Regions from separate parts of the Homo sapiens genome. Here region 2 is linked to region 1. The links are chromatin loops, found by intact Hi-C in ENCODE. Cell type or tissue: PC-3. All regions are shown on one strand. Links, peaks and the distances in the headings refer to the core of each region. The heading gives the core; the rest is flanking DNA. Region 1 overlaps ABCA13 (ATP binding cassette subfamily A member 13). Region 2 overlaps ABCA13 (ATP binding cassette subfamily A member 13).

Region 1 (10,617 bases), core at 1,747-9,746:
AAGCAATTCCGCTGTAATTTGTGGAGGGAACACAGGGTTTTTTAAAGAAAGGGTTTGGAATGCAGAAGAGGCAGGGGTGGTAGGTTGGGGGTTGGGGAGCGGGGAGCTAGGAGGTCCCAGGAGGGGTTACTTACTCCAATGGTTCATCTTGAATTATTGTTTCATTTGGTGAAGAGGCTGACCCCATCGTGGATCCTGCCAGGTTATAAACTAATCACAATCTTGTAGTTAGTCTTCAGCCGGGAATGGGTTCTGGCCTTGAAGTAATCTTTTGTTGGGGACAGATTTTCAGAGGTGTCTAGTCCTCTGAAACTTCTAAGGAAATATATGACCAGGTAAGTGAGCATGGCATGTGCTTAACAAGCATCTAGGTAAATAAATATGCATAAGGCATGGGGGCATGAAGTGGGAAAGGAAAGAGAAAGAAAACATTTCGAGGCTATAAGTTTATCTCAGAGCTACATCTTGAAACTCGGAGGGGAAAGAGGAAAAGGGAAAGGATAAAACATTTTAAAATGTTGTTTGAGGCTAAACTGCTAAGCAGCTCAGTTACAAGGTGAGTGCATGAGGGTGCACTGTCACAATCCAGGATAATCTTCTGGACTCAAGATCTGTAACTTAATAACATCGTCAAGATACAAAGTAGCATTTAAAGAGTCCAGAGATGAGGGCCTGATATTTTGGTGGGGGGGCGGTCAATATTCAGTTTAATACAGAGGGTGTATTTGGGGACACCTACACGGATAATGGTTAGAATGAGACCAAGGATATTTTCTCATGATCATTAAAAAGTCAGGAAACAACAGGTGCTGGAGAGGATGTGGAGAAATAGGAACACTTTTACACTGTTGGTGGGACTGTAAACTAGTTCAACCATTGTGGAAGTCAGTATGGCGATTCCTCAGGGATCTAGAACTAGAAATACCATTTGAGCCAGCCATCCCATTACTAGGTATATACCCAAAGGACTATAAATCATGCTGCTATAAAGACACATGCACACGTATGTTTATTGCAGCACTATTCACAATAGCAAAGACTTGGAACCAACCCAAATGTCCAACAATGATAGACTGGATTAAGAAAATGTGGCACATATACACCATGGAATACTATGCAGCCATAAAAAATAATGAGTTCATGTCTTTTGTAGGGACATGGATGAAACTGGAAATCATCATTCTCAGCAAACTATCGCAAGGACAAAAAACCAAACACTGCATGTTCTCACTCATAGGTGGGAATTGAACAATGAGAACACATGGACACAGGAAGGGGAACATCACACTCCGGGGACTGTTGTGGGGTGGGGGGAGGGGGGAGGGATAGCATTAGGAGATATACTTAATGCTAAATGACGAGTTAATGGGTGCAGTACACCAACATGGCACATGTATACATATGTAACAAACCTGCACATTGTGCACATGTACCCTAAAACTTAAAGTATAATAATAATAAAAAAAAGAATGAGACCAAGGATATTTTCTAGTAGACCTGAATTCTTGATAATAATTGGAATTTTTTTTAGCAAGAAAATCATCTAATGGAAAACACCATTTTAGAAGGATGTATCTTGATAAGTATGGGGGGTGGTGAAGTGAATTGGAGAGAGGAAAGCTGGAGGTAGGGAAACTTTGGAGGTTGTTATGTTCATCAAGGTTGGCTGATTTATTTATTTATTTTAATTGAGAAGCAGAAGTTATATATATTTGTGGTTACAGCATATCATATATCATGATATATATATAATACATAAAATGATATGATATATATACATATATCATTATATATACATATATAATATTTCATTTATATATAGTATTTCATTTTTATATATATCATATATATCATTTTATATATATATATATATAATCACACACACCCATTATGGAAAGGCTAAATCCAGCTTTTTAATATATGCATTACCTCATGTACTTATTGTAGGGGCACAGGAAAACTTGCCCTTCATCCTCTGTAAGTTTGCTAAAAAATCAACTCTAAAAGCAGATTAATTGGAGAAAAGGCATATGAATTCTTTTAACATGTACAGGGGGAGAATTACAGAGTGATTATCTATCCCCCAATGAAGTTCAGAAGTTTATATATCATCTCAAGTTTACCAAAAGAATAGGGCTTTGGATCCTGGCAAATCAGGTTATGGCGGGAGAAGACGCATTCTGTACTGGGACAATAAAAGATTGCAATAGAGAATAAATGGATCTTGGAACAGACACTCTCTGTTTAGGTATGGTTACATTCTTGGTCTTACAGGGAGGAGAAGAAATAAAACATTCTCCTTGGTGAGTCTAGATTTTAGTTAGGTAAAGAATTTCAACTTCATCCTGTGCTTTGGGAGAGATGGTGGGTAGGAGGGAGGTCAGAGAGACCTTGAAGCTTCTTTAGCTCAGCATGTGAAAGCACCACATTTTGGGGTATTGTTTTCTGAGCCCCAACGTTACTATTTGTGTGCATGTGTTTGTGTGTGTTGAGGATACTTAAAATCTACTCTTTTTTTTTTTTTTTTTGAGATGTAGTCTCGCTCTGTCGCCCAGGCTGGAGTGCAGTGGCGCGATCTTGGCTCACTGCAAGCTCCGCCTCCTGGGTTCACGCCATTCTCCTGCCTCAGCCTCCCAAGTAGCTGGGACTACAGGTGGCCGCCACTACGCCCGGCTAATTTTTTTTTGTATTTTTAGTAGTGACGGGGTTTCACCGTGTTAGCCAGGATGGTCTCGATCTCCTGACCTCGTGATCTGCCCGCCTCAGCCTCCCAAAGTTAAAATCTACTCTTTTAGCAATTTTCCTTTTTCCTTTTTTTGAGACAGAGTCTCGCTCTGTGGCCCAGGCTGGAGTGCAGTGGTGCCATCTTGGCTCACTGCAACCTCCGCCTCCCAGGTTCAAGCAATTCTTCTGCCTCAGCCTCCCGAGTAGCTGGGACCACAGGATTGTGCTACCACGCCCTGCTAATTTTTGCATTTTTATTAGAGATGGGGTTTCATCATGTTGCCTAGGCTGGTCTCAAACTCCTGACCTCAAGCGATCCACCCACCTCCGCCTCCCAATGTGCTGGGATTACAGGTGTGAGCCCCTCGACTGGCTCTTTTAGCAATTTTCAAGGTACAATACATTGTCACTAATTGTAGTCATTATGTTGTACAATAGATCTCTTGTACTTTTGCCTCCTGTTTAGCTGAAATTTTGTATCCATTGACCAACATCCTCTCTGCCAATCACCATTTTACTCTCTGTTCCTATGAGTTTGACTTTTTTAGATTCCACAAATAAGTGAGAGTCTTGCTGAATTATTATGTACAACAATTATTATTCTTTTTAGTATCTTTCCTCAAGCCTTTCTTTCAAGACCCTGAAAGTAGTATCTTAAATGCATATCGCCCTTCTTACTTTGCTGTAGTTCTTTCATGTGTATCTGAACCTAACAGCAAATCCATGCATTTAGGTAAGCCTGTTTTCATTTTCATTTTGCAAATAAGCAGACAAGCTTCCAAAGCTGTAATGAATGTGAAACTGGCCCAAATGTCTCTTAGAAGTAATATTTATGGATTTTCGAATAAACATAGAAATGGACCCTCCCTGGTCTTAAAAGTTGAAACTTACATTTCTCTCACCTGAGTTTCTTCCTCAAGAAACTGATCCTCAGGCAAGGGACTGAAATACGTTAGATCTCTGAGTTCAGAAAATGAGACTCCAGACGTCTTATCCATCATGATTGCTTCCTTACCCCTCCTTCTTTCCTGTTTTCCCATTTTCCCCTCCATATAACCCCCACCAGTTTTAGATGGTTGAGGAGATGGATTTGAGACTTTCTCTTTCATTCTCCTCAGCTGCAGAACTCAGCTAAAAGCTTCCTCCCTGGCAACACTCATTGTTTCAGTGATTGGCTTTCTGTGCAGCAAGACCAAACCCCTGGCATTTTGATAACAAAAGACTCAGAGACAGAGTCGTTTCCTATTTTAATATATCATCTTTTCTGAAAGTGTTTGAGAAATGGAAACAAAGCACATTAACTCTAAAGCCGGTCTGTGGCAGGGCAGAGCACATCATTGCGCAGCCTCCAGTGGCCTGGGTTTTGCGTTGTGTTGATCACCTCCTCCTACCTTGTTAGGTGATTATTCCATGATGCAGAGCTGGTGTTGGCATGCTGGTGAGTCGCTGGAGAAAAGCTGTTTGATTTCTACTTTAGACCCTTATGAAAGAGACACACGCCTTTGAATTATCCTGCTTATCTTCCTCCCACTAGTTGTTTCTGACTCTCTTTCAGGTTCGTCAAATGCAAGATCACCCCAGTGAAAACATTTTTTTTCTTTTTAGTTTTTATAAATCTGCCCAAACTTACATACAGAAAAGGATTTGAAGTTCTCAGATATAATTGACTGCATAAGTCACAGTGGTATTCTGGCATAATTCTCAAATACATGTGACTGAAAGAGATTTTAGAAATTAGAACATATAAAGGGCTGCAGATAATTTATTAAAAATTGAAAGCTAGAGAACAATCACATGTAGTTTCAAGTAATGTCAGTGAACCAGTTTGTGAATTATAAAAAAGTTTGTTTTTATCTTTTTGAAAACAATTTCAGAAGTGTCCAAATAGAAGTGCTAGTGCTCCCTACCTGACCAACCACCTGGGCCACACACTGTTGAATCTCTCAGGCTTCAATATGGAGGAGTACTTGCTGGCACCATCTGAAAAACCAAGGTGTGTTCAATACTCTTGTTGGGTCTTTACTTGTTTGGATTACTATGGAAAACTTATTGTTTTAAATGCTAATGTTCTTAAAAAGTCAAAAATCTAAGACTGACCTTGGTGCTCATAAAAATTCCACAGTGTGTGATGTTCCCCTTCCTGTGTCCATGTTTTTACATTGAAAGTAGACAAATAGTTTTGTCATCTGTTTCTCATCCATTTCTAATATTTAAATATAATAAAGTCTAATTGAATACAAAAACAAACAAAAAAAATTCCACATAGATGCCATGGACCTTAATAAGATTCCTTACTGCTGACTTTCACTCTTTTAAGTGCTGGGGGAAATCCTATCAATTGAGATTTGTCAGTGGCAGAAGCACGAGAGCCAGAAGCTGTTTTACTGCTTTAGGAAATAAGAGCAGATAAGTTTACAGCATGCAAGCTCCACCTCCCAGGTTCAAGAGATTCTCGTGCCTCAGCCTCCCGAGTAGCTGGGTCTACAGGCACCTGCCACCACACCTGGCTAATTTTTTTGTATTTTTAGTAGAGATGGGATTTCACCATATTGGTCAGGCTGGTCTTGAACTCCTGACCTCAGGTGATCCTCCCGCCTCAGGCTCCCAAAGTGCTAGGATTACAGGCATGAGCCGATAGCTTTTTGAAGGTGGGAACTTGTGTGCCCAGAACTTAGAATATTATCTGGCACATCAAAGATGTTCAACCAGTATCTGTTGAATGAATGAGTGTATTCAGTTGAGCCAGTTGGGAATGTGTACTTATTCCTTTGCCTGAATTTTTGCTGAGAGTAGAACACTGTGATAGAAGAGAAGACTATTCTTCAGTCTCCTTTTATCTAGTGAGTGGAAGACAAAATTTATTTAGATAATAGTTAACATTATATTTTTTTAAATGTTAACCCTTTTTTTGAAGTTTAATAGATACAAGATACTGTGCAACTCATGGAGATATTAAAAAAAGATATAATTCCCACCCAGGAAAAATTCACAGAGCTACATAAAGATAAACCAGCAAATAGACAATAAAACCCAGTGTGGTAATTGATAACAATGGATGGAAATACAGGGTATTGTGGGAACTCAAAAGACAAGGAACATCTAACCCACTTGAAATTGTCTGGAATGCTTTCCTAAACCAGACAAGATTTGAGTGAAAGATTAAAGAAATAGAGTAGGGAAGACAAACCAGAGTGGCTCAAAAGATTATGACCACTATTAAGAAATTTTTTTTTTTTTTGAAATGGAGTCTTGCTCTGTTGCCTAGGCTGGAGTGCAGTGGCACGATGTCCACTGTAACCTCCGCCTCCCAGGTTCAAGCGATTCTCTTGCCTCAGCCTCCTGAGTAGCTGGGATTACAGGTGCCTGCCACCATGCCCAGCTAATTTTTTTTTTTGTATTTTTACAAAATACAGAAAAAGACAGGGTTTCACCATGTTGGCCAGGCTGGTCTCAAACTCCTGACCTCAGGTGGTCCATCTGCCTCGGCCTCCCAACGTGCTGGGATTACAGGTGTGAGCCACCACACCTAGCCCAAGAAATTCTGAATAATGGATTTGTAGAGGGAATGACCATTAATTAAAATAATAACAGTGCTGATGATCAAGCCCTACCTGTTACATGGCATGTATTTCCTAACAAGACAGTAAGGTGTGACAAGTACACTTTCTAATGTGGCCAGCCTTATCCACACCTTCTCAATTATCAGTGCCTTCCGTTTTGCCTGGCTTGGGAGCCAGGAAACTTGCATCAGCACAGCACCTGTCTGCCTGTGTGTTCATGTCACAGACCACAGATGCTCAGTTGGCTACTGTCCTAAGACTGCTGTACCTGGTGGGGTTAGTAATGAATACCCTCTGATTAGAAGTCCTGGTGCTCTGTGGTTGAAGCACTAACACAATGTTCATTGTTAACAGGCTTGGAGGTTGGTCTTTTGGATTAAAAATCCCCAGTGAAGCTGGAGGTGCAAATGGAAACATATCAAAACCCCCAACTCTGGCAAAGGTAATCATATTTTTTTATTTTTTTCCTGTTTTAGAAAGTATTTAGGAAAACTCAACATTCAAATATAATTTTGAGCACAGGGTTCAGAAGGACCAGATTAAATCCAATCATTTGTTACTAAGCATCAAGGAAAATTATATGTAAACATTGTCTTGAAAAAAAATGGCTTGTTTTTCTTTAGAAATCGAGGAAATAGGTTTTTGCTTTTTGTTAAGACAGGACTTCACCTAGTAAATATAAAGTGGAGGAAAAAATCTATTTTCAAAGATACCCACAGTTGTCATAATTGGAAATATCACTAGTTTCTTTGCTGGCCAAGGAGTACTTCCATTCATGAATGTAAATGCCTTATCTTCCAGAAGGCTGGATAGATAGGCCTGGAGATGACACAAAGAAAGCAGCAGTTACACAGAGCTACTCTTAGGAGTCCTGGATTTTCAAGCCCTGCCAGGACTATACCTGTGAATTAGGAATGGTCCCCTTAGAATTAAAGAGACTAGGTGGGAGATTCTTCAGCTTTGAGAGAATGAGGACTGGGATAGAGGAAAGATGCCTTGATCCATCAGTAGGAATAGAGAAGTGGTGAACCCAACAGTGAGTTGTTATTTAAGGAAAAAAGTCAACACTACCTTAAAATGGGGAAAGCAGAAAGATTCAAAGCATTCAGTCTCCATGACTGGAGAAATAGTATTGTGTTTGATTGAGAGAGAAATCAGAAAAGGGTAGATTGTGGGAGGAAGTTAAGTCCACTGCGGGAGAGTGAGTGTGAGTTCTTATTAGGATATCAGTATAGACATTTCATTCTGTAGTGTGTGGATGTTGTGTCTACTCATGAGCCAATTGTGGAGCTATGAGAACAAGAACAATCTCCATGAGCCCAGGAAGGCACTCTCTCTCTTCTGTAGTGGGGACTTGCATGGTTCATGTGAACCTGAAGGAGCTTATTGGGATAAAGACATGCACATGTTGGAGGTTTATTCAGTGAAATAAAAGTTCTTACAGGTGCTTCACAATGTCATCCCTGATGAGACAGTCATACTTCACAATGTAATCCCTAAACAAAATTTTAACAGTCATGTATTACGATGTAATCTGGGAAAAATTTCCAGTCATAGTGTGGACGATTCAGGAATCTCTCCAACAGCTGAGGTTTGTTCAAATCTCTTTTCCTTCTAAAGACAACACACATTCATGAAGATTTAAAGCTTGATATGAAAATATCATTATTAATAACTTGATAGAAAAATAAAATGTATTTGCTGACATATATTGGAATACATTATGTGGCCATTATGAAAATATACCTAATTAGTAGAAGGAATCTGTTCATTTCCTCTACAAATATTCCGACTTTTTAGTCTATCCCAATCTAAACCCTTCTTACGTATTCATAGGAGATGGTTGTGTCTTTGCTTTGAAGTGTCTGAGGCACGGACCTCTTGTTCAGTGATGAGTGGCTGGGGATTTGTGTGTTCTCCTCACATCTCTAACTTTTTGTCTTTGTTTAGATGAGTCTTCTGTACTGACATGTTTGAGTGGTGATTGCTGAAGTTTTTAATGTTATTTACGTGTCCTTCACCAGGCACAAGCATGCAGGTGAATTATACTTGACCCTTTGGGGACTGAGCTCCTCTCCAGCAAGCCAAGGAACTCAACATTGTTGTGGGGTGTAAAGGGCAATCTATTATTTGAAATACCAGAACTGCTGGCGGCTGATACTGCTTCAAATGATTGCATTTATCTTTCTGTAATGACCGGCTTTTTCTTTCAGCCCTTAGGCTACATTCATCGACATAGATGATATGATTTCATAGTCCTTCTGAAGGAAAACATGAAAAATTTGCATATGAATAGGCTTAATGTATGGTTCAATATCTTGTAGAATGTCTCTTGTGTGACCTTTATGAGTTCTATCATTCACATCTTGAGTGTTTAGCTTGTTTAATCAAAACACTCTTTAGAACTTACACACTTCAGTTAAAGAAGCCAAACACATTTTCACTTTCGTTTTTTTCATAGTTCTGTTCTCCCATGGAATTTTATATATTTGAATATCCACTGAGAGTTTTTTTTTTCTTATAGCTGCTTAGTTACTTTTTGGAGGGGCTGTTATTCCTGAGATGAAAGGTCTGTTTTGAGGTGTCATAGTATGTTCCTAAAAGAAGATTAATTTCCTATTTCATTATTGGACTTTATCACTTCGTGACTTATGGACTGGTAGGGAAGGAAATCCCACAGCTTATTTCCAGAACACAGCCTAGTTTTAGAAAACCATTCTTGGGAGAAAAAGAAAAAGAAAAAGAAAGAAATAAAAGCTTTTTCTTTGATCTCTGTTAAGTCCTGAATGGTAACTTTAAGATCATCACAAAGTATGCATTTATTACTTAAAGAATCTATAAAACCTTTCTCAAGTAAAGGCCAGTTTATAAAGGAACCGATCAGGAGTTCCAGAACATTTTAAAATCTGTTCCTTGGAACTCTGCAAGTCAATCATTTATTGCCAAAATGATGCTATGTAGCAAACAACTGCAAACCGTTAGTAGCATCAAGAGTAAACATGCATTTCGCTCATGAGTCTGTGGGATTGTGCTGCTGTGGGCTGTGCATAACAGATGGTGCCAGGCCCCACTATCTGTGGGGAATTTGGGATGCTCTTTATCCAGGCCCTGGTTCTACATCCTTGGAATGTTCCCCAGCTCATCATCTGCAATGACCCTTAACTCTACTCTGCCAGGTGCTTCCCCTTCCATTGCCCTCCATAGCTATGTGTGAAGATACTTTAAAATATGCCTTTTGAGTAGCTCTCAGCCTGCTTCCTGCCTGTGGACAGCTGGGTTCTTAGAGCTATTTACATTTTACATGTATTCCAGCCTGGGGTACCTTCTTGATATAGCTTCCTATAAAGCACCCTAGGCTTTCTAGTTTTCTAACTGAGATCCACAAGCTACTCTCACGATCTTGTTGAGATATGCTGCTCTCTCTAAAATTAATTAGTGGCATTTGGGGAATGCCAGAATACTAGAGGACAACACCCTTTAGGTTCCTAAAAGCCCTGTGTCTCCCTGAGAGAGTCTCTTAGCAGCATCATTCTTTGAAGATCTCAACAAAGTTCTTACAATTGCACCCTTGACTTGATCTTTCTTCTGAGGCCATGTCTTTCAACATTCTCTCAAGAGAGCTCCGTACCCAGGTCAAGATGTTTATTGGGCACCATTTCCATCTTTGAAGTTAATACAGGTGACATTACCCACTGTTTTCACACTGTAATATGCGTCACCCTTTTTTCAATTATTTATAGCAGTTTGTTTTTTATTATTTTTCCCCAGTATTCCTAAATACTTTATCATGTATTTCCAGGCTTCTCAATTGTCTCTTTGTCCCCCAACTTGCTAGTATCAAAAGCAACGCCAACTATTTTCGGTTTTTGGTACAGTAACACCCCATTCCAGTGTAAATCACTATATTGGTACTCTATTGCCACAATAATGCTCTATAACAACAATTTCAAAGCTCAGTGGCCTCCACAATGGATGTTCATTTAGCTCACGGGTCTGTGAGGTTTTGCTAATGCAGACTGGGCTGGGCTGATCTTGGCCAGGAATGAACATGTGTGTGGTATTGGCTTCAGCTGGGATGACAGTGGAGGTCTCAGCTCCACTGTTGCATCTGATGATAGCAGAGGCATAAGGGAGACTTCAGGAACATACATGTGCCTCTCAATTGTGCCACATTCTATTGGCCATAGCAAGTCACATGGCCAAGCACAGCATCAGAATGGGAGGGCATGAAAGTCATATAGCAAAGCATGTGGATACAGGGATGGTGAAGAACTAGGGCCCTTAATACAATCATGAACAGAAGTTTTGGCCCGGTGCAGCGGCTCATGCCTGT
Region 2 (10,617 bases), core at 1,135-9,134, 85 kb after region 1:
ATGTGCAGTAGCTTTTTATTTTGATATAATCCCGTTTGTCTTTGTTTCTATTGCTTGAGTTTTTGGAGTCAAGTCTAAAAAATCATTGCCCAGACCAAAGTCATGTAGTTTTTTCTCCTATGTTTTTTTTTCCTACGAATGTTATAGATTTGGGTCTTATGTTTCAATCTGTAATCTATTTTGAATTGAGTTTTGGATATCGCATAAGATAAGTGTCCAATTTCATTCTTTTGCAGGCTGTCTTTTCTGAAAGCTTTCTGAATAAGTGTAGAACATGAAAACAGGCCCCGTCTCATAAGCAGCCCCCAGTGTTTGAGGAGCAAAGTGCCCTGTCTTCTGGTTGGAAAGCTTCCTTCCTCTGTGAGCCGGGGTTCAGAGGACATATGCATATGTATGGGGGGGGAGGTGGATACAAAGTTTGCCTGCCTTTTTTTTCTTCATATATTCTCTCTTTATGATTTGAATCCTTATTATGATCTGAGCTGCAGTTGTGATAGTTTTTGGTTGTTTTAGTGCCACTCTTCACTTCTGTCTTGTAACTATTAAGACACCTTCTAATGTTATTATTATACTGCTTTTTTGTGGGCTGAGTTTTTAATTCTATGGGCATTTTAGGGAAATATTAGAAATGTCATTCCTTAATGACATCTAAGGTTGGAAGTTAGAGCTTTGGTTTTGAATAATAAATCCGATAAGATAAAGTGTGAATCACCATGGGCAAAAACTCTTCTTTTCTTCAGATATCTAGGCAAGGGACCATGGGGAATGAAACAAAGAGAAGAGCTGAGGAGTTAAAGAAGCAGAAATGACATATGCAAACATAGATTGGGTACCATAGAACCTAACTCTTGACCAGGGCCAGTGAAAAAAATAGAATCAAATATAATTCTGAAGTAGAGATGTTTGAGTCAGGATTTTCTGAAGAGTGACATGTTAATAAGCAACAGAGAACATGAAAAAGGAACCACTGGGGGACTAGATGCTGTCTTTACTTTTAGATGTTATTATTTTATTTTTTGGTGTTTGTTACATGTTCAAAGGTACATATGCATCCTGAAACTGAAAGGCATAAAGTTGTGATTTTGATATAATTTGTTACCTGTGAATACGGTAGATGGTTGCCAAAATTATGTAGCATAAATAATATAAACATGTGGTATCATCCTCTGTAATGATACTAATATGTTGTGATTTCCAAAAAGAATGATGATGCCTTATAGCTTTGAGTTATTACATATATGTATGTGTGTATATATATATATATGTCTGTGTATCTACATATATATATTATGTGTGTATATATATTTATATATATGTCTTGTGATATTGCTTTAGCATTTGCATTTGGCATGATCATTTAAAATATTTTTAAATATGCAATGCATGGCCATGGTATAAATATCCAGGCTATAAAAAGGTACAGTCAAGGTGTGTCAAAGTCACTGAAAGGTATAGTTTTCCCCAGTCATGCAGCATTTCTCTTCACAGATTTCTTGTTTAGTTTTGTGTACCTTCTATGTGTAGATTTGTGTTACAGTGAGAAGGAGTTGTTCTTCAGCACATTCTTTCCAATTTCTAAATAATAATTGGTCATTGTTTGCTCATCTGTGAGGTCAGTTTGGGTTATTTATATTTCCTGAAGAAAGAGAGGGTTAAAGGCTAGGGTGGAAAAGTATTGGGTACCTAGTCGGAGTAGGGAAATGTGTCATTAAGGTTCTCCCTTGCTCCTCCCATGATGAGGTCTCAGCAGAGATGATGAAGGACTCAGATAAAGAGATAAGAATGAAGTCACCTGGGCTAGAAATGCCAATACATGTAAGAGCATGCCTGGCCAAAGGAGCCTGAGACCTTGACTGGGACTTCTCTCAGAGACTTCAGTGTGTTGGCTGTGCACCAAGTCTCATAGAGGAAGGGCAACTTTCCCCCATGAGGCCTGTCAGGTACAGATTTTGTAATGGCCTGTGGTCAGGCCTGAAAAGTTGCATAAGTCTTTAATTGGAAGCAAGACTCCTCAAATCCCCCCACCCCAATCATGTTTAATTATATCCGTGTATGGTCTAGCTTTTGTTGTTTTTGTTTACTGCTTGTGTGTGTGTGTGTGTGTGTGTGTGTGTGTGTGTGTGTGTGTGTTTTGCATGGCCTCATCTTTCTTCCTATAATTTGGAGGATTTCTAGCCTGTGTTTAGCTTCTGTGGTTTCCTCTACAAATATAACTCTATATAATGCTTGGTTTCCTACTTCTTTACAGGGACTATATTAACTCTTCAGTATAAACAATAGCAAAGTTATTTAGTATATTCCTAACTCCACATGTCATCTCCTCTCTTTCTTTTTAAATAGATCTCCTTTCATCTTTTTCCCTCTAGCTTTTTTCTTTTGGGAAAGCATCATGGCATGAGACTAGAAGTGAGACTTGGACCCACAGCCAGAGGTTCTGGGTGCAACACATCTCTCAGATCTAATCTAGCACATTGATTTGGTCCAATGTAACTGTCATATATGGTCCTGAATTCTGTCCCCTTTAAATCTGTAAAATAATAATAACCTCAATTTATCCATGTCTTTTTTTTTTTGAGGTAAAATACATTAGAATCTCTGAAAGACACTGACAGATTTAAAGAATGGTATAAAACTGAGGCATTATCATCTTATGGCTACTGGTTATCAACAGCTTATTAACAAAAAAATGAAGCTCTTTTTTCTGATAGCTGTAGTTTCAACTTTTTTTTTAATAATAATGATTCTTAGTGTATTTTGACACATAATATGGTAAAGTAACCTGTGCTCACATAGGAATTTGTTTTTAATATCACTTTAGGAAAATAAAAATCTTAGTAAGTTTACCTTCCCTTGCTTAAATATCTAAAAATATCAGCCAGGTAGAGAATAGTTGTACTAACATTCTCAATCTATCAATATCTTGTAAATAGTAAAGTTTTGGTATTTCTTTATATAAAAATTTCTTATATAATTAAAAAGTTAAATAGATTAGAAAATACGTTAGAAAAATTTGAAATACTAAAGTTTAAAAACCTCCCTGACAATATCTATTATGGAATTAATAATGCATTTAAAATTTTTGAATCTACATATATTTGGAAAATAATACAAATATGTGTAAGCTATATTACAGACAATTGTTATGTGAATTAGTGGCTCTCATATTTACTATCCGGAATCTGTAAAATTTAACAGTGACTTGCTTGATCTCTAACACTAACTTTGTGGAAGAATTAGATTTGGTAAAGGAGTTCTAAGAAAACTGGAACTGTATTGTTTTCTGGATAGTTTTTAAAACTGAACCTGTGTGTGTCATAAATTAAGACACCAAATGAAAGAAACATTAAATGAAAAGTCTGAGTGACTGCGGAAACGGTGATAAACATAAGCCACCATTTGTTCTTTAAAAACATGTCTTTGATATATTAGTCTTTTCCTCCAATAAATTATTAAGTGGGAAGATTGGCAGCTGCTATGAACAGAGCATGTGTGTAATTTAATGAGCTTTTTTTTTTTTTTTTTTGCCAGTAGTTTATAACATTTTCTTCATGGGCAAGAACAAAAAAAAAAAATCTCAGGAGTATGAAAATATAATTGTGTGTTAATTTTTCTGTTTTGAAAAGATGTAACTTAATCAGATTTGTGACGTCTCCCTCAGCCAAGCACAAAGGAATAAAATGAATAAAAATCATTACTGAAGTCCCGAAATGAATGACTGTTTTCTCTTATGTTGCAATTGTAGTGATGTTTAAATACCAATCTGAAATACCCGAGAGAACTTCAACTTGTATTAGAGGGTTATATAGGTGTGTATGTGTGTGTGTACCTTTAAACCGGGGGGATAAACTTATTCTACCTTTCAAAGAAGATAAGGCCGGGCGTGGTTGCTCATGTGTGTAATCCCAGCACCCAGACTCCATCTCAAAACAAAACAAAACAAAACAAAAACAAAAACAAAGAAGAAGGTAAAAACATATTCCTAATCCATATGTAAGAAACAAATCAGCATGAGAGCATCGTAATCTTTCTAAAACAATGTCAAGCTGTCATGGAGTGTATGCTCCCTGAAGCTGTCTTTGGATTCAGTTTCTTTGGTTTTGGTCACAGGCTCAGGGCCTTCTCCTAACAAACACATGGCCCATGTTTAAGAGCTAACAAGACCAACAGACAGGAGCCTGTGACATTCCTGTTAACACACAAAAACAATTCAGATATTCAGGATCCAGTCACTTGATGAAAGGGCAGGTGGTAAACTGGGGGTTAACCTTCCTATAAAGTATGGCCAGTGGCAGTAGAGAATCCAGCAGTTTGGAAGCAAATGAATTTAAAATACTATCTGGAAAGCAAATCAAATCAGGACCATTGAGCTGTTCTTTCTTGACTCTCATTGACCTACTTTCACGGTTTACAGACTGCTGATAATATAAAGGAAATTAAATGCCTGCAGTGAGAAGGTTCTTGATCTGGCAAAGACCCCTCAGAGTGCTCCAAACATTTTATTTAATTTCCAAAATTTCTTGATCTGTTATGTCATTAAATAAAGGGGGAGAAACAGCTAGTCAGCATGCATCATGATAAAAGCCACTTGAAGCTCACTTTTCTGTCCCACCCAGGACTAAAAAATGTCTTGCCTTTCCAAGTGGTGCTGAAGCGTAAAGCATACAGTTATGACTTTCACTGCTAGGTTGAGATAACTGAAATGCAAGTGCATGGAAACCGTAAAATGGATGTGAGCATTTTCTAATAATATCAATATGATTGACAGTGATTTTGATTAAGGAGATGTTGGTTAGCATCTCACAGAGATAGATTAGAAGATTTATATAGATGAGCTCACTTCTTCTAGGTCAGTCAGAATGAGCTCTGGTTTAGATAATAAGCTCTTGCCTTGCTGAAAGGCTTTATTATCATATGACCTCCTTTTGTATGCAAATCTGCACAAGGCTGTACCCACTTAGTGCTTCCATCTGGATTATAAGAAGACACCATGGAAAATGGGTCCTGTTCACTTAAACTGAGTTGTCAGGTTGGTCTTCGTAGATCCTTATTTGCCCCCAAAATTCACATAAAGAAATTTAGCTATTCACAGAGCAGCAGGTATTTAAGCCAATAAAATAGAGCATGGGAAATCACAGTACAGTTTGACTTAACATGTCTTTAAAATGCTATTTGAGTACTGACCTCTACTGTGGTTTAGCACACTCTGGATCTTCTCCGCAAACATTCTACCGAACTACTTATAGTGATAGACACATCACTGCTTAATAAAATCTAAAGAATTGATAGATATGCTGTGTGCAAAAGTTGAGTGAGGTGATTCCCACTAACTGCAAAGCAACTGCAACCATTTTAATTGTACGGCACACAGAAGATACCCTGCTCTGAAAGTGGAAGTAAAGGTTCTTCATTTGTTTTCATTATGAAGTCATGCCCTTAGTTTAAAAATATAATCTAAGTAATTAAAAATTAGGCAGCTGTCATTGAACTGGATGACGGGTTGCTTTGAAGGCAGAAAGACCTTTTCCATTGTTGAATCCCTGTGTTCGCAGAGTGCTGTATTTCCTGTTTTGAAGTAGAAAGATACTGAGTAGAAAAAAATGAGTATGGGCCTTGGGCAGTGCAGAGGCTGCAAGGGTGCTGGGGTCATTGGACAATGCAAAGAATATCTGAATATGTATTCCATATCTTTATATGTTTTAGAACATTTAAAATATATATTATATGGCTTTACATTGTTAGGGAGCTCATTGAGATTGGGGAGTAGTTGGTAGGAGACCATCCAAACACATTCTATCAGAACTTATATAAAACCTTTTTTAGACATGAACATTTGTGCTAGGTGATTAATTAATGTGTGGAGATTACCAACAAATTTTAAAATATCAACTTAAACATTGAGTATATAATACTCATAAATCATAAATATATGGGTTGATGAACTTTTATAGTATTAGCATACATGTAACTATCATCAGGAGAGAGACCTTTGGCAGACCCCCAAGAAACTCCTTTCATGACCCTATCTAAACCAAAGATAAACACTGTTCTGGCTTTTATTAGCATAGGTTAGTTTTACTTGTTTGTGAATTTTATATAAATGAGATCATACAGTTTATATTTTTACATGAGCGATTTTTTCCTATAAAATCATATTTGTAAAATGCTTCCATATTGTCACATGTTGCAATAGTTTTATTGTCATTAATAATGACAGATATTTGTTAGGAACAATCCCCAATACGTATATGAATGAAATTGCCTCCATAGAGCATGTGTGTGTTTAGCTTTTGTAAATACTGGTAGTGTTTTGGTTAACTAAGACATAATTCACATACTATCAAACTTATAATTTTTTAAATGCAACAATTCAGTGATTTTTACCATATTCATAAAGCCATATGATGATTTCCACTAACTCTAGAACACTTTCATTACTTTGAAAAGAAACCCTATACCAATTAACAATCATTCTCCATTGCGTCCCCCCATTGTCAACCATTAATTTACTTTCTATCTCCATGGATTTGAGTATCCTGGAAATTCCATATAAATAGGTTCATACAATAACTTCCTTTTATCTCAAATTCTTTTCCTGTTTTATCATAAAAGGGTATTGAATTTTGTCAAATTCTTTTTCTGAGTTTAATGAGATGTGTGGTTTTTGCACTTTATTCCATTAACATGGTATAGATGATTGGTAGAATCAACAAATAATTAATTTTATATATTAAACTAACTTTGCATTCCTGGAATAAATTACACTTGAGCATAGTGCCTACTTCTCTTTATATGGGCTGGATTTGATTTACTTGTATTCTGTTGAGGATTTTTAAACATCTATTTATAAGAAATAATGTTATATAGTTTTCTGTCATGTCTTTAGTTGTGGTATCAGGGTGATACTGACCTTATGTAATTAGCTTGGGAATTTTTTTTCTCTTCTACTTTTTGAAATAGTCTAGAAGCATTAGTATTAATCCATTTTTAAATATTTGGTAGAACTCACCAGTGAAACCATTTGGTAGTGGGCTTTTATTTATGAAAAGGTTTTTTGGCATTGTTTTTATTGTTTTTATTATTATTATTACTAATTCAGTATCTTTATTTGTGGATCTGTTTAGATTTTCTTTTTCTCATTTGGTCACTTTCAGTATTTTCTGTCTTTCTAGGAATTTGTCCGTGTTATCTAAATTTCTTAGGATTTTGGCATACGAATATTTAGACTATTAAAAAATTTTCCATTTCTTTAAGATTGGTAGAAATATTTTATTTCTTATTTTAGTAATTTTAATATTCTTGTTCCCTTTTGTTGGTCATTGTAGCTATGAGTTTGTAGATTTGATTGACCTTAAAGAATCAAGATTTGATTATGATTATTTTCTTTATTATTTCTTCCCTATTTTATTTATTTCTGCTCAAATCATTATTTTTTTATTCTGTTTTCTTTAGGTTTAGTTTGCTTTAGTTTTTCTAATTTCTTAATGTAAATGGCTAGGTTATTGTTCTGACATCTACCTTTTTAAAAAATAATACAGATATTACAGCTGTATCTTCTCTTTATGTACCTTTTTAGCTGAATACCATGTTTTGATATGTTGTGTTTTTGTTTTCATTCATCTCAAAGTATTTTTTCATTTTCCTTTTGATTTCTTCTTTGACCCATTGGTTATGAAATAGTATGTTGTTTAATTTCTACACATTTGGAATTTCCCAAAGATTGCTTCTGTATTGATTTTTAATTTTAGTCCATTGTAGTCAAAGAACATACTTTGTATGATTTCAGTCCTTTTCACTTACTGAGTTTTTTTGTTTGCTTGTTTGTTTGTTTGTTTTTTGATGGAGTGTTGCTCTTTCACCCAGGCTGGAGTGCAGTGGCATGATCTCGGCTCATTGCAACCCCCACCTCTCACGTTCTAGTGATTCTCCTGCCTCAGCCTTCCAAGTAGCTGGGAATACAGGCATCTGCCACCATGGCCAGCTAATTTTTGCATTTTTGGTAGAGAGTGTTTTTCATCATATCGGGCAGGCTGGTCTTGAACTCCTAACCTAAAATGGTCTGCTCACCTTGGTCTCCCAAAGTGCTAGAATTACAGGCTTGCGCTACTGCACCCAGCTAATAAGTCTTTTTATTTGTTTGTTTGTTTTTTTAATAGCCAAACACTTGTTCTATTCTGGAGAATTGCTTCTATATACATTTGAGAAGAATGTTCAGTCTGCTCTTTTTGGATGGAGAGTTCTAAGTCTCTATAGTCTCTTAGGTCTAGTTATCTTGTTGTATTGTTCCAATCTCCTATATTTTTGTTAATCTTCTAGCATAGTTATTCTATTAAATATTGAATATAGTGTATTGAACTTGTTCTATTGTTGAATTGTCTATTTCTCCCTTTAATGCTGTCAGCATTTGCTTTGTGTGTTGTGTGGCTCTGTTCTTAATTTCATGTTTTTATGATTAGTCTGTCTTCCTAAGGAATTGACCCTTCTATTGTTATAAGATGTTTTTCTTTGTTTTTAGTAACAATATTTTCTTCAAGTCTATTTTGTTATATATTAGTAGAGTCACCTCAGCTCTCTTTTGGATACTGATTTCATTGTATATCTTTTTGCATCCTCTTTTTTTTTTTTTTTTTTTTTTTGAGATGGAGTCTCACTCTGTCGCCCAGGCTGGAGTGCAGTGGCGCAATCTTGGCTCACTGCAAGCTCTGCCTCCCAGGTTTACACCATTCTCCTGCCTCAGCCTCCCAAGTAGCTGGGACTACAGGCGCCTGCCACCACGCCTGGCCAATTTTTTGTTTTTTAGTAGAGACGGGGTTTCACCATGTTAGCCAGGGTGGTCTTGATCTCCTCACCTCGTGATCCACCCGCCTCGGCCTCCCAAAGTGCTGGTATTACAGGTGTGAGCCACCGCACCCAGCTGCATCCTTTTACTTTCAAACTATTTGTGACTTTGATTCTAAAGTGTATATTTTATAGACAGCATACAGTTGGATAATTAAAAAAAAATCCAGTCTGCCAATCTATGAATTTGTTAAATGGTAGAATTAATTGATAATTATGTGGTAATTACATTAAATGTAAATGAGCTAAATAATCTAATTATTGAGATGGTAAAATTGGTTTCCACCATTTTACTATTTGTTTTCTATATTTCCTCTATATTTTTCATTCCTCTGTTCTTCTATTACTGCCATCTTTTGTGCTAAATAAGTATTTTCTAACATACCACTTTAAGTCCTTATTGTGTTTTTTTGCTATATATATTTTTGAGTTATTTTCTTAGCAGTTTTCCTGGGGATTGCAACTAACATCTTGAGTTAAAATTCTCTAATTTAGATTAATACCAACTTAATTTCAATAGTTTATAAAATTGTGTTTCTACATAGCTCCTCTCCCATTTATGCTATTATTATTACAAATTACATTTTTAGAGATTGTGTGCTCATCAGCATTGATTTTTAAATTATTCTATTATGGAAATGCATTTAACTAAAACAGAAAAAGGAATTACAAGAAACACGTACATTTATCTTGTCATTTATATTTCTTTATATGGTAATCTTAACCAGTGCTTTTTGTTTTATTTCATTATGTGGATTCATGTTACTGTTAGTACTTTTCATTTCAGCTTAAAGACTTCATTTAGTAATTTTGAGGCAGTTCCACTGTCAACAAACTCTCTCAGTTTTTGTTGAGCTGTGAATATCTTAATCTCTCATTAAATTTTAAAAGATAGTCATTTCTTCTTTATTTCTTCTTTACTGTAGAATTCTAGGCTAGCTTTTTTTTTTTCTTTTAACCTTTTGACACTTTGTGTATGCCATCCTATTGTGTTCTGGCCTCTGTGATGTCTGTTAAGAAAGCAGCTATTAACCTTCCTGGAGATTCTTTTTACACTATGAGTCACTTCTCTCATTGCCATCATGATTCTCCCTTTGTCTGAAGTCTTTGACAGTTTGATTATGATTTGTCTAGGTATAGATTATTTTGTATATATTATACACATAAGGATCTCATTCCTGAATATATACAACATTATTATTTTCTTTCAATCTTTATAACTTTCTTTTTCTTGCCTTATTGCACTGGCCAGCACTGGCATTATAATGTTGAATAGAAGAGGTGGTAATGGGGACCTTACTTTTGTTTTTGATATGAAAGGGAAAACTTTAAATATTTTATGATTAACATAGGCTGGGTGCAGTGGCTCATGTCTGTAATCCCAGCACTGTGGGAGGCCGAGGTGGATGGATCACTTAAGGTTAGGAGTTCAACAGCAGCCTGCCCAACGTGGCAAAACCCCATCTCTACTAAAAATACCAAAAAATTAGCTGGGCCTGGTGGCACACGCATGTAATCCCAGCTACTTGGGAGGCTGAGGCATGAGAATCATTTGAATCCTGGAGGCAGAATTTGCAGTGAGCCGAGACCGTGCCAATGCATTCCAGCCTGGGTGATGGAGTGAAACTTTGTCTCAAATAAAATAAAATACATATTTTATTATTAACAGAAATATATAGCTTTTATGGACTTGGCATACATTTTAAAATCAGATTAAGAAAGTTCTTTTATATTTTCCTTTCTAGCTCAATTTTTGACTTTTATTTATTTATTTTTATAAAG

Evidence for each region. Peaks named below come from ENCODE experiments on the same cell type or tissue, not always from the same donor. Only the 100,000 strongest peaks of a DNase experiment are listed, where the experiment ranks them.
Region 2: a loop joins it to region 1, with 14 times the contacts of the local background. A loop is called at or near these places in 2 of 110 quality-filtered maps.

The regions. Positions count from the first base shown.
Region 1 is chr7:48,476,438-48,487,054 of GRCh38, forward strand. ABCA13 (ATP binding cassette subfamily A member 13) reads left to right here. Exons shown (of 62, transcript NM_152701.5): 46 at 4,599-4,717; 47 at 6,639-6,726. Among named protein-coding and RNA genes, the nearest start is that of LINC02838, 230 kb to the right of the region's middle. In PC-3, for the core only: no CTCF peak of the experiment used is centred there; no DNase peak of the experiment used is centred there; H3K27ac peaks cover 491 bases.
Region 2 is chr7:48,561,710-48,572,326 of GRCh38, forward strand. All of the region lies in intron 55 of ABCA13 (ATP binding cassette subfamily A member 13), which reads left to right. Among named protein-coding and RNA genes, the nearest start is that of LINC02838, 140 kb to the right of the region's middle. In PC-3, for the core only: no CTCF peak of the experiment used is centred there; no DNase peak of the experiment used is centred there.